Regions from separate parts of the Homo sapiens genome. Here regions 1 and 2 are each linked to region 3. A link is a contact called in ENCODE Hi-C data. All regions are on one chromosome and are shown on one strand. Each heading gives the region's core, a stretch centred on a gene start or an enhancer-like site at or near the end of the contact. The rest is flanking DNA. Distances are from core to core; before and after follow the strand shown. Region 1 holds the start of TIPARP (TCDD inducible poly(ADP-ribose) polymerase). Region 2 holds the start of NMD3 (NMD3 ribosome export adaptor). Region 3 holds the start of MFSD1 (major facilitator superfamily domain containing 1).

Region 1 (3,744 bases), core at 549-3,048, 2.1 Mb before region 3:
TGTCTTTTTGGAATGTCCCCTCTTGCAATCCTAAGATTATGATGCTGTGAGGAAGCCTAAATTAGCCATATGGAGAAGCCATGTAGAGAAAAACCAAGGTATGTAGCTAACAGCCTTCTTTCTGTTCCAGCATCCTTAGCTCGTGGCTTCCATGTCCATATTTTCCACATCATGTTCACTTCATTTTTGTCATGAAACTCCATCTCCATCCTTAAGTCCCAAGACTTATGACCCTAGTTAAGCCATTCCAGCCAGGCCCCAGTATGCCCACGCTAATTGAAGCCCCAGACATCATGGAGCAGAAATGAGCCACCTGTACTATGCCCTGACTGAATTCCTGTGCCAGAGAATTCAGAATCATGAGTAAATAAAAGAGCCATTGTTTTAAGTCATTATATTTTGGGGGTGGTTTGAACACAGCAATAAATAACTGAAATACTACTAAAAGCATAAAGAATGTATAACAACCTAATTGTTACAAGGGAGTGGAATTAATAATCTACAAGAAGGCACAAAAGGACAGAAAAGAAACAGAACAAATGAGAAAAATAGAAAGCCAACAGTAATATGGTAAACTCAAATATTAGCTTCTAGGCAATTCTATGTATGAGTAGACACTGACCAAGATCTTGTCTCAATAAGATTTTAAATGTAAAGATTTTCATCTTTTACCTATTGTCCTCTGAATTCCGCCCATATCATTCTCACCTTAGTTTAATGGCCCTGCCTTGATGCAATTTGAAATAAGCTGCTAAGGAGATAACACCCTTAATCTATTCATTGCTGGTGCGCTTACCCAGTCTGGTTTAGAACCGTTTAACAAAGGCTTAGAATCATAATGTCTATGATTATTACCTCTTAGCTCCTAGTTTTACTGACTTCCATGTCTGGAATTACCAGCACTTCTTTTTCGTACATATGGATTATATGAACTAAATGTATTGTTTCTTCCCTCACTACTGAAAATCTATTCAATATATGGAGTTACAATTCAAAGTATTTTACAACCCAGAAAATATGGCCATTCCGTATGTGGTGTGTATTTCAGAGGTGCTCTGCAAGCTCCATGAGGACAGGCGTGAAGTTCAGGCTACATGCCTGGTACGTAATAGACGCTCTGACAGACATTTGCTGAATGAATAAGTTAGTCACTACGGCGTTTGTGGGCTTTAAAACACAAGTAAATGCGCTTCTATCGCCAAAACCTCACAGCTTCCCTTCTGCAAGGTGGCGTACAAGGCCCACGAAATAGTCGGCCGCCGCAGGTGCGCAGCCTGTCCAGCCTGTCCGGCTCGGGGCAGGCGACCTCGTCTGGTGGCAGTGGGGGAGGCAGCCGTTTGCTTCCTCACAGGGTGTGCCGGAATCAGAGGCTGGAGGCGTCTGGGGAGTAGGCAAATAAACAAAGCCAACCGCACCGAAACGGGTCGTTCCGTTTCACATCCTCCCTCGGGTGTCTGGGTCTTCTCGGAACAAAGTGACCCTCCATCTGTCCGCAGGCAGGTGGAGCCCGTCCCACGCGGCACGCGCCTTCCTTCCTCACAGCCGCGTGTAGACGCGGACCCTCAGGGACACTGCGGACGCGAGAAAGGACACGCCCCCTCGCGGGAGCATAAGTCCACCGCACAGAACTCGCGCGCCTCCCCTCGAACGAACGCGCACGCGCGCGCAGGGGGCGGGTCTTCTTCCCGACACCCACTGAGCGCCCGGCCTCCTCACCCCACCCCACCGAACTCCGGCCGCCCAGGCTCCGCCTCCGCGACGGGCCGTCGGGAGGAGGCGACCGGAAGCCACTTAAAGCAGAGATCGAGGTGACAGGCGAGCTGGCTGGACTCGGAGCGCGGTCGAGGCTTTCTGCGTTCGCGGCGGCGGAATGGCCCGTGCGCGGCTCGCCGCGTCGCGGCTCTGTGGTCCCTAGACGTCGGCTCCCGCCCTCGGCGCTGATCTCCGGCGCGGGCACTGCTTTCCACTCGGCTCCTGTCGTCCGTTCTCTCAGGCTCCCGTTCAGGTAAAGGGCTCCGGGAGGGCACTGAGGGGCTGAAGAACCCTAGCGGGGAGTGCGAGCGCCGGCCTCGCGGCTCCGGCCCCGGCCCCGGCCCCGCGCCGGCAGTGTGCGGGGCTCTCGCGGATCGGGGTGATTGATTTTGAGACTGCCCTTTGTACCGAATTCACTCGGGTCCCGTCAGCATGAAGATGGAATTGGTTTACACTTCTTAGGCACTTAGAGCCTGTGGCAGGTGTATACATCAGACCGAGGCGCCGAAGGATTTAGTTGGGGTCGCAGGCGCCTGCCCCTTCCCCGTTCGTCAGGGTGGGGGCGCGTCTATGCGGCCTCCCCCGCGGGCCGACCCCGGGTGCTCTGAGGCGCCTAGGAGCCCTTCCCAGACCCCGGGGGGGAGGGCACGGCAGCTACGGGAGCCTTCCGGCTACCCCGCGTTTCGGGCTGCAGCCCAGAAGTTTGGAAGATGTTTTCACATTAACTTTGAGAGCGCACAAGTCTTCGTCTTCCTCCCCGCCGCCGCGGGAAGCGCTCGCCGCCTTTCCCCCGCGCTTCGCGGCTCAGTTCTGCGAGCCCCCAAGACCCGTTGGACGCTCCTCGGGAGGTGAGCTGAGGGGGTAAAGAAGAATTAGAGAGAGAAGGCGCCGCGAGTAGTCTCTGGGATGCAGGGAGGCCGGGGCGGGTCGTTGGTCCGAAGGAGGCTGGACAGGAGTTGGGGGGCGCCCAGGCGCCTGCTGAGGGGAAGGCGGGGGCGGGGACGCCCGGGAACACCCGGAATTGCAGAGCCGGGCGGCGCCTCAGCTGCACTGCGCGGAGTTGGCGCGGCCCGGGACCAGGAGCTGAGCAAACCGCCGCGGCCAACAGGAGGCGTCACTCGGACCCGGGCTCGGCGCCGGGGTGTCGCGCGGCGGCGGGCGGGCAGGCTTTGGAGCGGCAGTTTTTTCGGAAAGTGCTTTTGGCCGGGAGTGCCGCAGAACCCCAGCGTCACGAGGTGAGGGGTGTCGCGGTGTGTCGCCTGCCGCTGGAGACCGGAGGATGTGTTCTTCTCATCTTTATTTTTCTGTTATGAAAACTAATTGAGGAGCTAGGTTCTAGTGGCTTTCCCCCTCCAGCCACTTCTCCAGTTCTCTGCTTCTTCCTCCCAGTTTTGTTTCCGAGTTTGATGAAAGGGCAATAATAGGAAAAGTTGCGCGCGCGCGCTTGCGTGTGTACGCGCAGACACACATATAAATAAAATCGATTTAGTGTCTATTTTACCTTGATTGGGTTTGATAGGAGTGGTTAGAGAGTGTGCGCGTGGGGAAAGCACAGGCCGGTTTGGTATGGTGGAGAGGGAATACCACAATCTGTGCCAATTGTGCCTTGAGGCAATAACACCAAATGATGAATAATAACGCCTGGCTTGGCTCCTTTCCAGTTGATTTATGTCTCATGTCAGATCCCTCCTTCTTCGTGAAGCTTTCCCTAACAATGCCAGCTTACAGTGAACTCTCCTTTTTCTGCCTTTTCCTTTTGTACTTATCATGTAAATTTAATACTTCGTTATAAACTGCTTTGTATTTTACTTTTCTGAATTTGATGGACTTCTTACACATAGATTTATGACTCTCCAATTAAATTTTTAATATTCACTTTTGGGGACACTCAGTTTTACCTTTTGTTGTTGACCCACAAACAACAAAGAACTAAGCATTTAATATGTGCTTTTCTTAACTAATTCAGCCAACAAAATATATATGGAACACCAG
Region 2 (3,899 bases), core at 1,031-3,530, 2.4 Mb after region 3:
TAATATTTTCCTATTAGACAGAAATAATTTCACAGAATACTAAACTCAGACAAGATTACTCTGAAACCATGATAAAATGAGGCAAAGAAGGTCACTTCATAATTTTGTCTAAGCACAGACCAAAATAAGTTCACTATGCCACCCACAAAATACCAAACATTCCCTTTCTTCACCAAAATGAGTGACTGCTACTTCTTTGCTAATTGCAGCTTTATCCTCCTGCTTCCCTTTGTGTAAATAAGATTTACTGAGACATCCAATCACAGAATTGCCCCTGCTTTCTGACAGCATCCAATCTATAGAAAAACCTCTATTTTCTTAGGGCCTCCCCGAAAACACCCGCCCAAAGCCCCAATCCTATGATAGGTTTGTTCTAAACACCCTCTTACTGAGATACCCAAAGGGTATCCATGGTGAGTGTCTGGGCTCACTTCGAAGAGTAATAAATAGACAGAAGCTGCTTAACTACAGCTGTGTTCCTAGTGGTGTTTGGTTGAGGGCATAGGCAGTGTGAATAGAAAAAACGGGGAGAAAAACACTGTCTCTTCAGAGTTGTGGTGGGTATTAAATGGATAATTAATTTACCAATATATATTGAGGGTCTGTTTTGTGTCAGCTGCTGTGCTAGGTGCACCAAGAAGAACAAGACCCGAATTGCTCTCCAGGGTTTTGAAACTGCTGGGCATGCAGAGTAGAAAATTTATGATCCAATTCAAAGCACTATTATAGAGGCATATACCTCGTATAAAGGTGTTATCATAGAACCATATATACAGAAGGAGCATGTAACTCCTCTGGCCCTTAGGGACCGAAGGAGTCAGAAAAGAGAGGATGTATGGTGGACAGGATAATGGCTCTGCAAAGATGTCCTATTCCCTGAAATCTGTGAATATATTACCTAACATGGCAAACGAACTTTACAGATGTGATTAAATTTCTTGAGATGGAGAGATTATTCTGGATTATTTGGTTGGGCCCAGTGAAATCACAAGTGTCCTTGTAAGAGGGGTGCGGGGGGGTGGGGGTGAGAAAAGGAGACTCTGACTGCAAAATGATGTGGGACCACAAGCCAAGGAATGTGGGCAGCGTGTAGAAGTTGGAAAGGGCCAGGGAATGGATTTTCTCCTGGAGCCTCCAGAGTCAGCCCTCACCATCTATTTAGACCTGTAGCTTCCAGAACTGGAAGAGAACAAATTTGTGTTTTCTAAGCCAACTAAATCAGTGATAATTTGTTAGAGCAGCACTAGGAAACTAATTCAGGCTTAATCTTTAGTGCCGAGTCCCGGGTAGAAGCAAAGGAAGACTATTTTCTGTGAGGACCTGCCAGTTGGTCTTCATGGCTTGCGAGTACGTGTGCTTGGGAGTAGGACAGGATATGTGGAGATCAGATCCTGAAAGGTCTTCTTTCCACACAAAGAAACTGGAAATAATGCTGAAGGTAATCAGAGGCCACTGAAGGATTAAAAGCAGGGGAGTGTGACAAAATCAGAACTGCATTTCAGAAGGATGAATTGAAGTCTACAAGTAGAGACAACAGACGAGAGGCTACTTAAGTATTCTGGGCAAGAAATGATGAGAGGCTGTCTCTGATCACCCTCTACAAAACGCCTTTGCTTATTCCTTGAAATTTGGGATGAGAGGATTTAGAAAAAAAAATGGTTGTACTCTTCAAATATTTGAAAGGCTGTCATGAGACAGATTAGACACGGTCTGTGCTGCTCCAAGTTTGAGGGATAAATCAGTCATAAGAAGATATTAAATGCACTATCCGGAAGCACATAATTAATAATTTGTCTAAAAATCGCATAGACTTCTTCACAGATAATTATGCTTTACATTTCATTCTTTCAACAAATAATCATTTGAGCAGTTAGCATGTGGCAGGCATCAGGCCTGTATATGACGGTGAACCAAACAGACAAAAGGCACTGCCCTGGATGGAGTTTCTTTGCATAAGGTACCGTTTACAGATAACTTTTATATAAAATAATCATTTAATCAAGAAGCAAGCTCACAGTCGGGATAGCTGAAAAGAGACTAATATACGGGCGAGGTTGGTTTGGAGTAAACCCTGGCCTGGGAAAATCGAGACGATAACTGAAAAGCAGTCACTGACGGCAAATGAGCCCCTGGGACTTCTCTCCGCGAGCTTTCCCAGCCACCAGGCCGCTCCCATCACCCTTCCGCCCGTCGGTGCCGCCCCTTTCCTCGTCCCCACCCCGTCCCTTTTAATACGTCACTCGGGCCGCGGGATTTCGAGCATTTCGCTCGCGAGATCTTCTCTGTGGCGGAGACAGCCAGGTTGGCAGCTGACGGGACAGCCGGGGTCTATTTTGTTGCGGGTTTTCAGCAAATCCAGGGCTGGTCTGGAGGCGCGAAGTAGGTTCCGGAGTCCGAGACCTGGGCTGTCGGCCGCGGGCCCCTGAGTAGCGGATGGGGCGGGCTCCCCGGCCTCGGGGCCGTGCTCAGTCTGCGTGAGCGCCGCGTGCCCGGAACCCGTGTGCGGTCGCGCCCCGGGGTTGGGGGTCGGCGTGGGTGGCCCTCGGGCGCCGGGACGCCGTCCGGAGACTCCTGTGGCGTGGGTCTGAGGCGCGGTGGTCCGGTGCGGTCCCTGGGCTGGTGGAGAGCGGGAGGGCCCGGGCGTCCACAATCCCGAGCTGACCTCGCCCTTGGTCGTCCAGGGTTGGAGCCCAGGTGAGATGGAGGTCAGCGGCAGAGCTGGGTGGCCCGAGGGTCTTGCAGCTGGGAAGCTCAGGAAATCCCATGGTCCTCATCTTAAAGTTCTTTTTAACGAACTTACCCAGTGGAGTTGGGTTTCCTTCTTTCCTGCTTTTTCGAAGTTCTGTGAATATATTAATTATTCAGAGAGACTGGAGGAAGACGTAAAAAGAGGAGACTAGGTAAAGTGATTTAAATCCCAACATTCTCTTTTTTTTTTTTTTTTTTTTTTTTTTTTTTAAAAGAACTTAAGGCATACAGAACGATGGAGTATATGGCAGAATCCACCGACCGCAGCCCTGGACACATGTGAGTGCGACACTTCTTCCTTCCCCCTTAAATGTGAAAATCTTCAGTGAGCCCGGGAAACTCACTATGGAGAACGCTTGAGGGTGGGTGGGAAAGAGCGTATATTGTCATAAATGGGAAAAAATAGAAGTCTTATTTCTGTAGAAAATCGAATTAGTTTCTGGTTATAAAGCTTGTTCTAGTAAATATAAGCTCTAAGAGGGTTAAAATATTTACCATACATCCTTTTAGATCGGCACTGTCCAATATGTAGCCATTAGCTACGTGTGGCTATTTAAATTTACTTTTTACTTACTTTTTTTTTTTGAGACGGAATCTCGCTCTGTTGCCCAGGCTGGAGTGCAGTAGTGTGATCTCGGCTCACTGCAACCTCCACCTCCCGGGTTCAAGCAATTCCCTGCCTCAGCCTCCCGAGTAGCTCGGATGACTTCCTGATTTTTATTGGAGATTATAATGTAGTAATTTTTAAATTTTGAACATCTTAAATCTTAGTTATCAATTTTTAATTTCTTGCATTTAAGTTCAAATTAACTTTTTTTTTTTTGCTGTTAAATAGGTTTAATGATACAGTGCTCTTCAAAGAGATTACTACAGAGACTTTTAAACGATAATCCTGGAATCGTTCAGCACAGACCAATTAGCTAAATCTAAAATAAATTGGCTTCTTACCACAACTACCCTGTAAACATTGTAGTCCTTCTGTCTAGAATGACCCTAATCTCACAGGAAAACAGTAACTATGGAGAAACTAGCTTTGTGGCCAAAAGTAAAAACCAAAGGAAAAATAGGAATTCAGTGGTTAGTGAAAGCAGGAAATTTGGCCCCCTTCCCTGTGATGCTTTACTCTTCCCTTGTCCATCAGTTAGCTCAGT
Region 3 (3,813 bases), core at 929-3,428:
TATAAACTAAAATAAAATTATATATATATAATTTTTTTTTTGAGATGGAGTCTCCCTCTGTCACCAGGCTGGAGTGCAGTGGCGCGATCTCGGCTCACTGCAACCTCTGCCTCCCGGGTTCAAGTGATTCTCCTGTCTCAGCCTCCTGAGTAGCTGGGACTACAGGCGGGTGCCACTACGCCCAGCTAAATTTTGTATTTTTAGTAGAGATGGGGTTTCACCATGTTGGCCAGGATGGTCTCGATCTCTTGACCTCAGGTGATCCACCCACCTCGGCCTCCCAAAGTGCTGGGATTACAGGCGTGAGTCACTGTGCCCGGCCAGTTTTAATATATATACATTTAACCTAATATCTGCAAAATATTATTTCAACATGTAATCAGTATTCAAATTAGGAGGTTATTCTATTTTTCATACAAGTCTTTGAAATCTGGTGTGTATTTTATACGTATTGCACATCTCCTTTCCAACTATCCACATTACAAATGATCAACAGCCACACATGGCTACCTACTGGACAGCAGAGGGAGGGTATTTAAAGTTATGGGAATGGATGAGTGGAAGAGAGCTCAGGAATGGGTCTTGCATCATTGAACATCTAGATTTTGAATAGAAGAGGAGGAGCTGACAAATGAGACAGCAAATGAGATAGGCCAGCAAAGTGGGAGGAACACAAGGCAAGTATGGTGCCAAGGAGGCTAAAAAGGAGTGGCTGTCAATTCCATCAATTGATAGAAGTTGAGTAAGATGACAGAGAAGTGACTAATGTATTTGGAAAGATGGAGTTATTACTCCTCTCGGCAAGACAGTTTTATTAGATCGGGAGCTCCTCCACTGGAGCTGAAGAGAGAATGGACTGTGAAAGTGGAGATATGTATAGACATCTCAAAGGCAGCACCTGATCCTTGACACTCTCTCCTACCTCCTTCTCTCTCTAAATTTTGATCTCTATTGGCGGCCCAAGCTAGAAATCTGGGAGACACTCTCAAGTCTTTCCTCTCTTTCAGATCGCATAGGCTATTATTTACAGTTATTCCCATTTTACCTCCTAAATAATTACTGATTTTCTTCTGTGCCATTCCTGCTTTTTATTGCTAACAGGCCCTCGTCATCTCTAATCGTTACGACTGCAGCATCTTCCTAATAATCCTCACAGTTTTCAGCCTCTAGCTTTGACGCCCTCAAAATTCTGTTAGTAAAGCCTGAGGGCTCCCAGAAAGCGACGATGGTGCTGTGCTGGCAGACCGAATGTTTTTTAAAACACAAAGCTTGCAGTCCTGCTGCTGTGCTCAAAATCCTTGCATGGCTCTTCTTGAAACAGGTTTAGTGTTTCTACTCGAGTTCCTTCTCTGTCGTTCAACACAAACACATACACACCCAGTTCTGTTTCACGCTTTTGTCTTTATTATCCCTCGTAACTGCCCGCCCTGCAACCAACCCGCTCAAACAAGCACCCTGACTGGCGCATTCTTACTCATTCTAGCCTGGGTTTCAACTTCAAGGAGCTTCAGCGCCCCTCACTCCCTTGCCCTGAAAGCTGGCTAAACTACGCACCTTTTCTCCCCTTTTGAAATGACCTTTCCAGATATTTCTATGGAATTCAGTGCCATTTTCTGCCGCTGTTCTCACCACATTCATTCATCATGTTTAGTTTTAAAAGTACCAGATTCTGTCGATTTCTCCAACTGAACTCTGAAATCTTTGAGGTCAGGGAGCTTGCCTCATTCTATTTTGTATTCCCAGTACGTGACACATGGCTGGACACACCAGAAATTGTCCGATCAAGTTTGTGGGTATTAAGAGTGGTCAAAGACGCTGGGGAGGGCAGTGCTGGGAGAAGGGCAGCGCGCGTCTTGGCGACCCCAGCGCAGTTCGAACTACTCCGGAGTCTGGTGTGGAGCCGAGAGGGAGCCCCGCACTTTTCTCCCCGCGGAGCTGCGCTGAGTCTGAAATAGGTGTACGCGTCAGCGGGGCAGGAAACGGAAAGACAGTGCAGTAATTGGTGGAAAGCTGGAAGTGGGCACCTCGAGGGCCTCAGCCCCACGAACACAGTCACCCAGGAAAAGCGAACCGCGCCAGGCCCTGTCATCGACCGCTGGGTCCGTCCTCCCAGCGCTCGCGGCCGCTCACATGGGCGTGGCCCTGCGTGACCTGCCGGGGCGTCACGTGAGCTCCCGGAGTCATGTGACCGCCGTCTTGACAGTGTTCCACGGGCGCTGCTTCCTGCCTGGGTTTGGAGTTGTCACCACTTTCCCCTCTCCGTCTCCTGCGGGCGCAATGGAGGAGGAGGATGAGGAAGCGCGGGCGCTCCTGGCAGGCGGCCCTGACGAGGCCGACAGAGGTGCCCCGGCCGCCCCTGGAGCCCTGCCGGCCCTCTGCGACCCCAGTCGCCTGGCGCACCGGCTTTTGGTGCTGTTACTGATGTGCTTCCTTGGCTTTGGTGAGCCGGCCGGGTGGGTTGGGGCTGATCTTTAAGGAATTCCCGACTTTCTCTTCGAGGTAGATCGTCATCGTGGTCACTGGTGCCACGGGGCCTCAGCGCAGCTTCTGTCTTAAGCTCCTGGGCCTCCTTATTTTCCCCTTTGCGATCGATTCCAGCCACACCTGTGGATGTTGCTAGTTACTCCGCGTCCGGAACGTGGAGGTCGAGGGACTGAGCTGGGCGAGTTTTGTGGCACTCCTTTGCTCTTCAGTAAGTCCCAGGGGCTAGCGACTCGCCCTAGAGGCGATAGATATGAAGGTAACTCCAGATTTTCAAGGTTCCTCTTTTGGCACACGTGGTCGGAGGAAATTCAGAAAGCTTTAACTGTTCCTAAACAACTTTTGTTTGTTTGGTTTTAGGTGAGACAGGGGCTTGCTCTGTCACCCAGCCCGGAGTGCAGTGTTGTGAAAGTGGCTTACTGCAGCCTCCACCTCCTGGGTTCAAGCAATCCTCCCGCCTCAGCCTCCCGAGTAGCTGGGACCACAGATGGGGCGCCACCACACCCGGCTTTATTATTATTATTATTTTTAGACACAGGGTCTTACAATGTTGTCCAGCTTTTAAAAAACGTGAATGATTTCGTCGGCAGTCTTCTATATATTTTTCACCCTCTTTGAGAAAATGTATGAGTGTGTCTTGCTGATAGCTTCAGTGAATAGATATTGTTCTCTTAATCTTCCACTCTGCCACTGTGAAGCAATCATATTGGACGGGACTTGTGGTAGTCTTGACAGTGGTTGGTTTCTCTTATGAAATCTGATGTCTCCGAAAACAGTTTCTTGATAATTAGAAAAAAATTTTCCTTCCTATGTTACAGTTTTTAATTTATTAAGCAAAATTCTAATATTAATTTGGTATGAATGTGTTTTTCAGGAGGCTAGCTGGAGCCCGTGTAATCAGCAGGTTTAAGAACATTATGGTGGATAACTATTCTAGCGCTGAACATATAAGTAGACATGAAGGATGCTTTGGGCTTTGGTTTCCTTGCAACTCCTTTTTCCCCCCTCCCCTGTTTTTTAAAAGATGATGCCCATCCATTAGCTTTAAAGCAGGACGTTGAATCCTTAAAAGAGATTAAAGCAGGGTTTAGAAACAACCACCACCACAACAAAGAAAGAACAACAATAAAACATTAAAAAAAATGGTCCCCACTCAAGCAGACAGACAGTTTTTGGTAAATTCTGGTTATCTGCCTAGAATTCAGAAGCCAGATTCATTCCTTTCTAATGACAGTTTTTATTGTCATTAGAACCAATAGCCTCGTGCACTTGTAGAGTTAGTAGAGCTATGGAGGCAATATTTTCTTGTAGCCTACGAAGGAATCTCAATTA

What was found. Hi-C counts contacts between places; a loop is a spot of excess contacts on that map. Pooled maps may share reads with other maps.
Region 1: a map of CD8-positive, alpha-beta T cell shows a loop between it and region 3 (15-fold over the local background). The contact joins the promoter of TIPARP here to the promoter of MFSD1 in region 3. A Hi-C loop is called at or near these places in 3 of 168 maps with a recorded cell type or tissue (CD4-positive, alpha-beta memory T cell, CD8-positive, alpha-beta T cell and naive thymus-derived CD4-positive, alpha-beta T cell) and 7 of 50 pooled maps.
Region 2: a map of B cell shows a loop between it and region 3 (14-fold over the local background). The contact joins the promoter of NMD3 here to the promoter of MFSD1 in region 3. A Hi-C loop is called at or near these places in 3 of 168 maps with a recorded cell type or tissue (B cell, gastrocnemius medialis and naive thymus-derived CD4-positive, alpha-beta T cell) and 11 of 50 pooled maps.

The regions. Positions count from the first base shown.
Region 1 is chr3:156,672,792-156,676,535 of GRCh38, forward strand. It overlaps TIPARP (TCDD inducible poly(ADP-ribose) polymerase), which reads left to right and starts at 1,799. Exons shown (of 6, transcript NM_015508.5): 1 at 1,799-2,005. It overlaps TIPARP-AS1 (TIPARP antisense RNA 1), which reads right to left and starts at 2,922. Exons shown (of 1, transcript NR_027954.1): 1 at 380-2,922. RefSeq lists an enhancer at 1,295-1,594 and silencers at 2,005-2,054, 2,085-2,154, 2,525-2,884.
Region 2 is chr3:161,219,031-161,222,929 of GRCh38, forward strand. NMD3 (NMD3 ribosome export adaptor) reads left to right here and starts at 2,281. Exons shown (of 16, transcript NM_015938.5): 1 at 2,281-2,379; 2 at 2,964-3,027. The coding sequence starts at 2,984. It also overlaps the pseudogene SRP14P5. RefSeq lists enhancers at 1,854-1,963, 2,023-2,524 and a silencer at 2,444-2,643.
Region 3 is chr3:158,799,876-158,803,688 of GRCh38, forward strand. It overlaps MFSD1 (major facilitator superfamily domain containing 1), which reads left to right and starts at 2,179. Exons shown (of 16, transcript NM_022736.4): 1 at 2,179-2,440. The coding sequence starts at 2,278.